Linked DNA regions of Homo sapiens: region 2 is linked to region 1. The links are chromatin loops, found by intact Hi-C in ENCODE. Cell type or tissue: pancreas. All regions are shown on one strand.

Region 1 (5,000 bases):
ATTCTGGAATCCAACTACAAGCTCATAACTGTAGCATGGAACCTGGTAGTAGCATAATAAATAAATTTTTAGTAAGAGGCTTAAGAAATTTTAGCAAAAAAAGCACTCCCTTTCTTCCTCCCTACATATCTCATATGTTTTTCAACACAAAAAATTCTGTGATTTTAGAGAAACTTCTTACAGTACTTTTAAGTTCAAAACCAGATGCTCATTACAGTTCTTTTAAACACCAAACTAGTCATCTCAAAAATATGGCTAACTCTCTGGACTAAATTCCATAGGAAAAATTATTAATTTCAAAATGCCTAATTTTGATCAAATGCCTGAAAGAGCCAAAGGCAATCATGTCCTGCTTCTCACTCAGGGCAGAGTTCCATGAGGTCAGAAAAGCTCCAATGATATCCGGAGGTCTGTCAGAGATTAAAATATCATCCTAACAATTCACAAGCTACTTCTAAGTGTTACCCTAAATTAGTCACTAATCGTTTCTCCCCCAACACTATTTCACAAATTAAAGTTTACAGAATTGACAAAAAACCAAACCAAATGAAAACAAACCCCAGGCTATTTGCAGGGGGGGGGAAAGAGATACCCCAAAAGTCAACCCTATTTCACAGTAGTTAAAAGAGTGATCCAACAGATATTACCCTCCATAAAGTACCCTAAAGGCAGGAGCAATCTTTCCCCTACACTATCTAAATTTTCCCAACTCACCCAAAAGAATCTTAAGATGTAACTTCATCACTCAACTTGCCAATTAGCAAATAGCGGCCCCCACATCCCTTTTGGCCAATTTTCTAGATGCCTGACCTAGCAGACAGACCTGTTTTCCTCCTGCCAGGCCTTTTTTGCCCTCCCGCTAGGAGCCTGGGAAATCCCCCTCCAACCTTTTGCTGGCCTGTCACCAGAAGTTCATAAAATGAATTCATCCAGATTCTCTGAATCCTCCTTTTCCCCAGTCATGTGCCAACAGCCAGGCAATAATGCCCCACCGTGACAGGCTCCCTGTTACAAAAAGATGCAGATTCACGGGAAGACCAAGCACTTAGCATGGAGCAGAAGAAAAAAAGATGGAGGGAGGCGAGAGTCGCGGAGCCAAGCCTGCTGCATGCAGTACGGGTGACCACAGCCCGGGTCCTGCAAAGCCCCCGCGAGACTCGCCGGCTGGGCCCTCCGTACAGCAGCCACACCTGTCTATGCCAGCCGCCTGCCGGCTGCTCCATTTTAAACATTTCAAACAGATCTCCAGCAGGGTGGCAAAACTGGGCACCTCTCTCTCCCAGCAAGAGTGAGAGCCCTAATCCAGGCATCACTTGCCCCTGATTTTATTTCATTTTCACACACTCTGTTTAGGAGACACTGCTTGCTCCAACTGGCTCCATCTCTCCGTTACCGGTGAGGCAGGCACAGTGCTGCAGTGGCAGAATGGAAGTACCCAGGCTGACTTGCTCTCAGCCAGACACGACCTCTTCTCTGAGGAGGGTGATGCCAATAAATGGAACTCCAATAGGTAGGCTTCGCTCTGCCCTTCCACAAGTGAACACACGCCGTGAGTCCCTAAATCGCCAGGCTCCGCAGCCTCGCAGAAAGCCTAGTTTCCAGACGGTAGGTATCCCATTTATCCCTTGGCATCGGGAACCAAAGGGAATGCAGACAGATCCCGGTCGTGCACTACATTCCCAAACCTTGGCACGCACGCGAAGGCTTGGGGCGCCCCGGCGCGCCCTCCCTCCGAGGCCTCCACCACCCGCGGACTCACCACTATGCGAGCTGAACCACCTGGGTGCGATGTGCAGAGGTAGAGCATCCGCCAGCGAGGCTCGGGAGCCCAGGTACAGCATCCCGTCTCTATGGTGACCGCCGCCCGTCTCCTGGTAACCATTGCCATGGGCATAGGTGGAGTCGGACGCAGACCCTCCGCCGCCGGGCGCCCTCTCGGAGTCGCCGGTGCCCCGGGAGGCGGGGGTGTAGAGGCCAAAGGGCACCCCCCCGGCCGTGCTGGGGTCCATGCCCATGCCTGCCACCGAGCTGACCGAGCGGCTGCGCAGCCCCATGGCCCCGCCGCCCGTCCGGTAGTGCCCGAAATGGGGCGCCCCTCCCGGCGGCGGCACGGCGCTGTCATCGGTGGAGACCCCCGGGAAGGGGCCCCGGGAGCGGGCCGCCGTGCTCTGCTTGCCCCCCATGCTCGCCCGGGCCCCGGTGGGGCGGGAACCTGGAGGCCGAGACCCTCCCCCACTTCTCAGCAGCAGGGGGAGGGCTGGGCGAGCATAAAGGGGGAGGGAGTCAAAAAGGAGACCCGGAGGGAGAAAAGGAAAAAAAGCAAAAGGAAAAAAGGAAAAAACCCGCGGGGCGGAAGAGGCAGGCGGGCGGGCGGGGATCCCAAACTCAGAATTTCAAACGATCCAAGGCAAACGCATGTTTCCCCTCAAGGTCCAAAGAGGCGCAGTCCGGCGCGGGCTCCGCGCGCCACAGGCCGCCCCCGGGCTCCGAAAGCCGGGGGAGCCGCAGGGAAGGAGGGAGGGAGGCGGCGGCGAGCGGCGGGCGGGCGCGGGGAGGCGCCGGAGGAGGCCGCCCGCCCCGCGGGAGGAGGCGGAGGAGGGCCGGGGGCGCCGGGCGCGTCCCCCGCCTCAGGACGCCGCGACCATGGACGGCGGCCCGGACCCCTCCAGGCCTCGGGCGGGCCGCGGCGCTGGGCGGCCAGGCGCAGCTCGGGAAGCCGCGGTCGCGTCGCGTCGCGCTCTCGCTTCAGCCGCCGCCGGCCCCGCCAGCCGCGCCGCCCCGCTCGGTCCCGGGCTGCGCTCGCCGGCGCTCCTCGCCGCCGTGGAGACAATGGAGGGCGGCAGAGCGCAGGCGCGGCCCGCGCCCCCTCCCCCTCCCCCCGCCGGGTTAACCCTTTCGCGGTCCCTGCGGCGCCTGGGCCGCTGACGCCCCAGCAGTCCCCACCCACCGCCCGCCCCCGGCCGGCCTGTGACCTGGGCGGCCTGACCACTGGGCGTTAGCCACAGAAACCAGATGTCTTTCAAAAGCAAACACTTCTTAAGTCCCCGAAAGTGGCAAATTATTCAGGGGGAACCAAGTATGGGGGAGGGGCAGCAATGGTTCGAGGGGGTGGGAAGGAAACACCGGGAAGAAGGAGATTTACTCCTTACGCCTACCTGGCTCTGAGGGTCACCGGTCGAGCTCCCCTCCTGGCACAAATTTGCCCCCACAGCACCCTCTGGTGGACGTGATGTCCATTCTTTCGGGGGTTCCCCATCCAAGCACCCCTCACGTCCGGAATCTCAACATTTGGCGGGGTTTAGTTATTTGGGGGTAAACAGCGCCATGGGGACACTTGTGAATCCGGCGTTTTGCTGACACTAGATCATAACTTCCTATTTTGGGCTTAAGCAAATGAGTAGATTCCTTAGCTAAAATGTAATTTTCAGAATCAATAGATGTACCATAAAAAGTGAATAGATATGGGTATGGAAATAGAACAACGCAGCTAGAAGTGATTATAGAAACCTTCTGTCCAAGGCTGGAGCCCTGTTTTGTTTACCATGTGCTGTGTTTCGGCCCTCACCACGGGCCAAGGACACGGTGGGTACTCAATAGGTGTATTGTTGACCAAGCCTGAATCATTTGCAAGGGAGTGTTCCTTTGCTACCTCAAGCCGTCTTTCTCCTATATTCACATTCATTTATTGAACAACTGTTTTTTTTGTTTTGTTTTGTTTTTGTTTTTGAGACGTAATCTCGCCCTGTCACCCAGGCTGGAGTGGTGTGGCGTAACCTCGGCTCACCGCAACCTCCGCCTCCCGGATTCAAGTGATTCTCCTGCCTCAGCCTCCCGAGTAGCTGGGATTACAGGCACATGCCACACTGCACCTGGCTAATTTTTTGTATTTTTAGTAGAGGCGGGGTTTCACCGTATTGGCCAGGCTGGTCTTGAACTCCTGACCTCAGGTAATCCACCTGCCTTGGCCTCCCAAAGTGTTAGGATTACAGGCATGAGCCACCGCGCCCGCCCTGTTTTTCTTTTTCTTTTTTTTCTTTTCTTTTTTTTTTTTTTTGAGACGGAGCCTTGCTCCTCCCAGGCTGGACAACCTCCGCCTTCCAGGTTCAAGTGATTCTTCTGCCTCAGCCTCCCGAGTAAAAGTCTGTTAAAAATTTCAAAATCAGGCCGGGCACGGTGGCTCATGCTTGTAATTCCAGCACTGTGGGAGGCTGGGGGTGGGGGGGTGGGGGGAGATGGGGCAGGGGATCACCTGAGGTTAGGAGTTTGCAACCAGCCTGACCAACATGGTGAAACCTCATTTCTACTAAAAAAAAATGAAAATAAAAAATAAATAAATTAGCCAGGTGTGGTAGCTCACGCCTGTGATCCCAGCTACTTGGGTAGCTGAGGCAGGAGAATGGCTTGAACCCGCGAGACAGAGGTTGCAATGGGCTGAGATCGCGTCACTGCACTCCAGACTGGGCAACAGAACGAGACTGTCTCAAAATATACATATGATATATATATATGTGTATATACATACATATATAGTAGAGATGGGAGTTTCCCCATGTTGTCCAGGCCGGTACTCCTGGCCTCAAGCAGTCCTCCCACTTCGGCTTCACAAAGTGCTGGGATTACATCATGAGCCACTGTGACTGCTGAACAACTATTTATCAAGTGCTAGGTGCTGGCTGTGAGTATCACACAGTCCCTGGCTTAGCTGACTTCCACCTATTAAATGACCCCAGATACTTCTAAACTGGGGGACCAAAACAGGATGTTCAGAAATATTAAAAGAAAACCAAAAAGAGCAAGGCTAGCCCGTCACAGGTATTGATTGTTCCATTGTGGCCAGCCTGGAAACAGGAGGAAACCTATTTGCAAGCATGAAATACCTGGAGGTGAGCAAACAGCCCTGTAGAAGTAAGAATTTTTGCAAGAGAAGTAAAAATAGGAAGAAACAAAATGTGCCAACATCTAATAAATTATCTGTAGGTGCCTATATGAGTATGTGTATA
Region 2 (5,000 bases), 420 kb before region 1:
ATACCAGCATTGATGTTACTACACAGAGTAGAACTTTTTTTTTTTTGTCTTTGGAATGCATCTTGATGAAGATGTATAGTCAGAATACTGTTTTTAAAGTCCTGGGAATAGATCTTTTGTTTATGTGGTTATGTTATCATTTTGGTATACAGTTATGTTTATTTATTCAAACTTTTGAATTTAAGAGATTTTCAAAGTTCTGTAGAGAGATAAACACAGTGAACTCTTGCTTCTACTCTGTTTTATCCTGACCCTTATAAGGAGCTGTTTTCATTAGTTTCTTGTTTATCCTTCTAGTGTCGCTTTTTCCATATACAAACAAATATAAGCATATTCTTAATTCTTCCTTTTTCCTCATCCAGAGCTGGCATATTTCATACACTGTTCTTTTGCTTTTCCTCTCCTTTTTTTTCTGTTTAACTTAAGAGTATATCTTGGAGGTAAATACATAGAAATTTTACACATTGCATTGTAATGACTGTGGTATTCCATTATTTAGATGGACCATAGCATTTTCAGCCAGTCACTTACTGTGAGACAACTTGAGTTGTTTCTAATTTTTTGTTATTACAAACAGTACTGAGTGAATAAACTATTATATATTCTGGGATAGAAGTGGGACTGCTGGATAAAAAGGTAAATACATTTGTGTTTCTTTGTATTTTGGGGTGGTATTTGTTTTTGTTTTTGTTTTTGAGACAGGGTCTCACTGTCACCCAGGCTGGAATGCAGTAGCGTGTTCATGGCTCACTTCAGCCTTGACCTCCTGGGTTCAAGTGATCCTCCCCTTAGCCTCCCAAGCAGCTGGGACCATAGGCATTCTCCACCATGCCTGGCTAATGTTTAAAAATTTTTTTTAGATATGGGGTCTCACTAGGTTCAGGAGGAAGTAAAATTACATTTCTATGTTCAGATTGCTGTCTTAAGCAGGAACTCACTGCTCTCTTCATGAAACACTGTCACTTAGCCCTTGGTGTTTGGGATGTCAAACAGAATTCCATTTTGGATATTGATTGTTTCCACCTCAGCCTCAAATGCTTATTCTCCAGATTTTCACACAGCTGGCTCCTTCTCATCGCCTTTAAAAAATTTTTTAATTTATGTATTTATTTTTTTGAGACAGGGTCTTGCTCTGTTACCCAGGCTGGAGTGCAGTGGTGTGATCTTGGCTCACTCTAGCTTTGACCTCCCAGGCTCAAGTGATCTTTCTGCCTCAGCTTAGACTAGAGGTGTGTACCACCAAGCCCAGCTAATTTTTGTATTTTTTTGTAGAGACAGGGTTTCACAGTTGCCCAGGCTGGTCTTCAACTCCTGGGCTCAGGCGAACCACCTGCCTCGGCCTCCCAAAGGGCTGAGATTATAGGCGTGAGCCACTGGTTTACCTTTTTTTTTTTTTTTTAAATCTCTTTTATCATTGTTTTAGTTTTTACGAGCTTTTTTGTTTGTTTCATTTTTCTGAATTATTTTAAAAGTCTTATTTTTATTCCATGGATGCCACAGTTTCTCTTACCTCTTTCAGGATATTAATTACAAATCCTTTTTCCTTAAGTTTTTAATCTGTCCCCCTCCCCATCCCCTCTTTCTGCACTAATTTTGTTTCCTCTGAATTCCTTTCTGTTTGTCTTGAATCTTGCCTTTCATATTGGAGGCTTTTCTCAAGTGTTTGGTGGTCCTTGGTACATTATAAGTGAAGTATTTAAAAGCTGATTGGAGGCCGTGTGCGGTGGCTCCTGTCTGTAATCGCAGCACTTTGGGAGGCCAAGGCGGCTGGATCACCTGAGGTCAGAATTCAAAACCAGCCTGGCCAACATGATAAAACCCCATCTCTACTAAAAGTATAAAAATCAGCTGGGTGTGGTGGCACACTTCTGTAATGTCAGCTACTCAGGAGGCCAAGGCAGGAGAATCGCTTGAACTTGGGAGGCAGAGGTTGTAGTGAGCCAAGATCGCGCCACTGCACTCCAGCCTGGGTGACAGAGCAAGACTCCGTCTCAATAAATAAATAAAGCTGATTGGATGCACAGGAGTATCACAACAGTACTGTTTGTAATGACTCCAAATTGGAAACAACCTAGTTGTGCATCAGCAGTAGAATGAATAAACGGATTATGGTATAGTCATACAATGACACACTATTTACTGTTCAGGAGTGAGAATGAATAAACTACAGCTACACTGCAACAATGTGGGTGACTCTCACAAACATAATGTTGAATAAAAGAAGCCAGACACAGAAGAGTACACACTGCAGGCTTCTGTTGAAAGTTGAAAAGCAGGCAAAACTAACCCGTGACTTTAGAAGTCAGGATATTGGTTCCCTTTAGGGGTAGGGCAGTTGTTAGTGACTGGAAGGGAGCACAGGGGGCCTTCTGGGATGCTGCTAATGTTCAGTTCCTCGAGCTGGGGCCCTGGTTATGCAAGTGTGTTCACTGTGTGTCATTCCATTGAACTGTATATTAGATTTGTGTGCTTTTTGGTATGTACACTTCAATTGAAAGTTTATATGAAGTAAAAGAGGAAAAAGGTAGTGGAATCTCTGTGTGGGCAGGGTTGGTTTATTGACTGGTACCCACAGCATGTGGTCAGACATCCAAGCAACACTCTTTTGTTGGGGACCCTTGAATGTCAGTGTCTGACAATGGGACATGGGTGTGTTTGTTCTTTCTGCTATGTTTAACTGGAAGTCTTTAGGTTTCCTTTTAAACTTCTTTTATTGAGAAGACAAAGTGTTTTTTAAATTAGATTTGAAAGATACCCAAGATGAGGTAGTGCATCAGTTTCTTCTTTGAGAAACACATTAGTAGAATTGAAATTTCTGTTCATTCACTCATTCATTTAGTGAATACTTAAAAGTCACAATGAACAGGGTTTATGTCCTCTTGGAGTATACAGCACAGCAGAAATTACCAACATTAAATATAAGTGGGATGAGTTTTGGAGGGGAAATAGAGACTGCCATGGAAGCCTACGATAGAAGAACGTAGGGTAGTCTTCAGGGGCAGAGAAGACTTCCCCAAGGAAATGATGTTTTCGTTAGGTGAAGAGTAGGGGAAAATTCACTTTTTCTTAATGAAAATGTCTCGGTGTGAAAGCTTGTATTAATGAAAATGTCTCATCTTGATGTGAAAACCTTTATTCCTGTCTGATCACCCTGTTATGTGATTTCAGGTGGAGAGTATAGTGAAGATGATGTAAATGAATTAGTGAAGGAAGATGAAGTGGATGGTGAAGAGCAGACACAGAAAACCCAAGGGAAAAAAAGAAAGGCCCAGAGCATTCCAGCCAGGTGATGCTGCCTTCAAGGCCCTTAGAAGTTAGGGGCTATTGTCACAACCATCCTGATTGCTAAGATTGGTCTCATGATAGATTTAATGAAGCCAGAGTTTCTAACCCTTTTCTCTTTGAGGGAAACATTTGCTGTTATTTTAGGATTAACTTCTTGGTCTCTGGAAAGCTTTAAACATTTTGAGCTTTAATGTAAAGAAAATGTTAATAGGTAATATGTACATATGGTTAGAACAGAAAATTCAGTCCCTGAAAAGATGTTTACCCTGTTCCTAGACCTTGTTGCTTTGCCTCTGAAGAACTATGCTACCAGAGATAGTCTGTGCATGCAAATGCATATATGTCTATATTTTCTTCATTTTTTTTTTAGAAAAAAAATATAAATAGTAGCATACTCACTTTCTCATTTTCATTTCTCTTTATTTCACATCTTGGAGATAGTACCATGGCAGTATCTCCTCCTTTTCATAGTATTACGTTATGTGAATAGGCCTTACTTTATTTAGGCTTTCCTGTATCGAGGGATGTTTAGATTGTATCTAGTCTTTACTACAACAAAGAAGAGTGCAGTGAATATTCTTTGTATACATGTATACAAAGTATACATAAATATATAAATGTATATAATGTATACATGTATAAATATATCTGTAAATGTAACATTTAGAAGTGGAATTGTTTGATCTAAGGTTATATATGCAATTAAATTTTAAAAATACAGATATTAGCCCATTGCCTGGCATAGGCCTGGTATGGGCTTCTTTTCCCATGAAAATTATGAAAATTCTGACAGGTTATTTAACTTAGATAAGGGCATCTTCCATAGAAGTCTTTTACCTCACTTGGGTGTTTCTGTCTTCCTGGGCATTGAAGCAAAAAGCAGATTATCATTTATGAAAAAGAAAAAAGAATGTAGATATTAGATTGATTCACCTAAAGTCAAAATAGTCTAAGAAGCAATATACTCTTATAAGTCTTGGGCCCAGTTTTTTTGTCCTTGAATTTTTTTTTTTTTTTTTTTTTTTTGAGACAGAGTCTCGCCCTGTTGCCTAGGCTGGAGTGCAGTGGCGTGATCTCTGCTCAATGCAACCTCCGCCTCCTGGGTTCAGTTCCCTGCCTCAGCCTCCGAGTGGCTGGATTATAGGCACCCACCAACATGCCCGGCTAATTTTCTCATCTTGTTGTGATGAAAGTTTATATGAAGTAAAAGAGAAAAAAGGTAGTGGAATCTCTGTGTGGGCCTTGGCCTCCCAGAGTGCTGGGATTACAGGTGTGAGCCACTGCGCCTGGCCTGTCCTTGAATTTTTCTATGTTCCAGCTCTCAGTTCTTCCGAAAGTGGGAAGAAACATGGATTTTTTTCTTTTTCCTTGAGAACTCTTGGAAGAAATAGTGCAAATAAAGTTGAGGCTCTTCTAAATAGAACTTGTTCTACAAATGGAGTAGCTTTAAAAAGTCAACAATGTCTGGCACATATAATATGTTCTTAGAATATTCTTTCTGGATAGATTAATTCTGTGATTAGGTGATTTGGATGTTTTCTTTGTGAAAACAGCTGGTCCTGATTTAGAAGGAGAACGCTATACTTTGATTTTAAGTGATTGGAGAAAAGTTAGCACTAAGAGCTCAGTTTTTTTTTTTTTCAATTCTTTTTTTTTCTTCTATAAAATTTCAGCTTAACTCTTCTACTCACTTCAGTATATTAACCAGTAGTCCC

What was found. A loop is a pair of places that touch in the nucleus more often than their neighbours do. Peaks named below come from ENCODE experiments on the same cell type or tissue, not always from the same donor. Only the 100,000 strongest peaks of a DNase experiment are listed, where the experiment ranks them.
Region 2: it touches region 1 in a loop (4-fold over the local background); 1 of 110 quality-filtered maps calls a loop at or near these places.

What each region holds. Positions count from the first base shown.
Region 1 is chr16:74,996,855-75,001,854 of GRCh38, reverse strand. It overlaps ZNRF1 (zinc and ring finger 1), which reads right to left and starts at 2,831. Exons shown (of 5, transcript NM_032268.5): 1 at 1,760-2,831. The coding sequence starts at 2,183. RefSeq lists an enhancer at 960-1,019 and silencers at 1,810-2,119, 2,520-3,039. In pancreas, a CTCF peak has its summit at 3,214 (motif pointing left); DNase peaks (open chromatin) are centred at 1,964, 2,464, 2,884 and 3,204; H3K4me3 peaks cover 2,258 bases; H3K27ac peaks cover 2,506 bases.
Region 2 is chr16:75,412,864-75,417,863 of GRCh38, reverse strand. It overlaps CFDP1 (craniofacial development protein 1), which reads left to right. Exons shown (of 7, transcript NM_006324.3): 2 at 3,169-3,286. Among named protein-coding and RNA genes, the nearest start is that of CFDP1, 18 kb to the left of the region's middle. In pancreas, no CTCF peak of the experiment used is centred here; no DNase peak of the experiment used is centred here.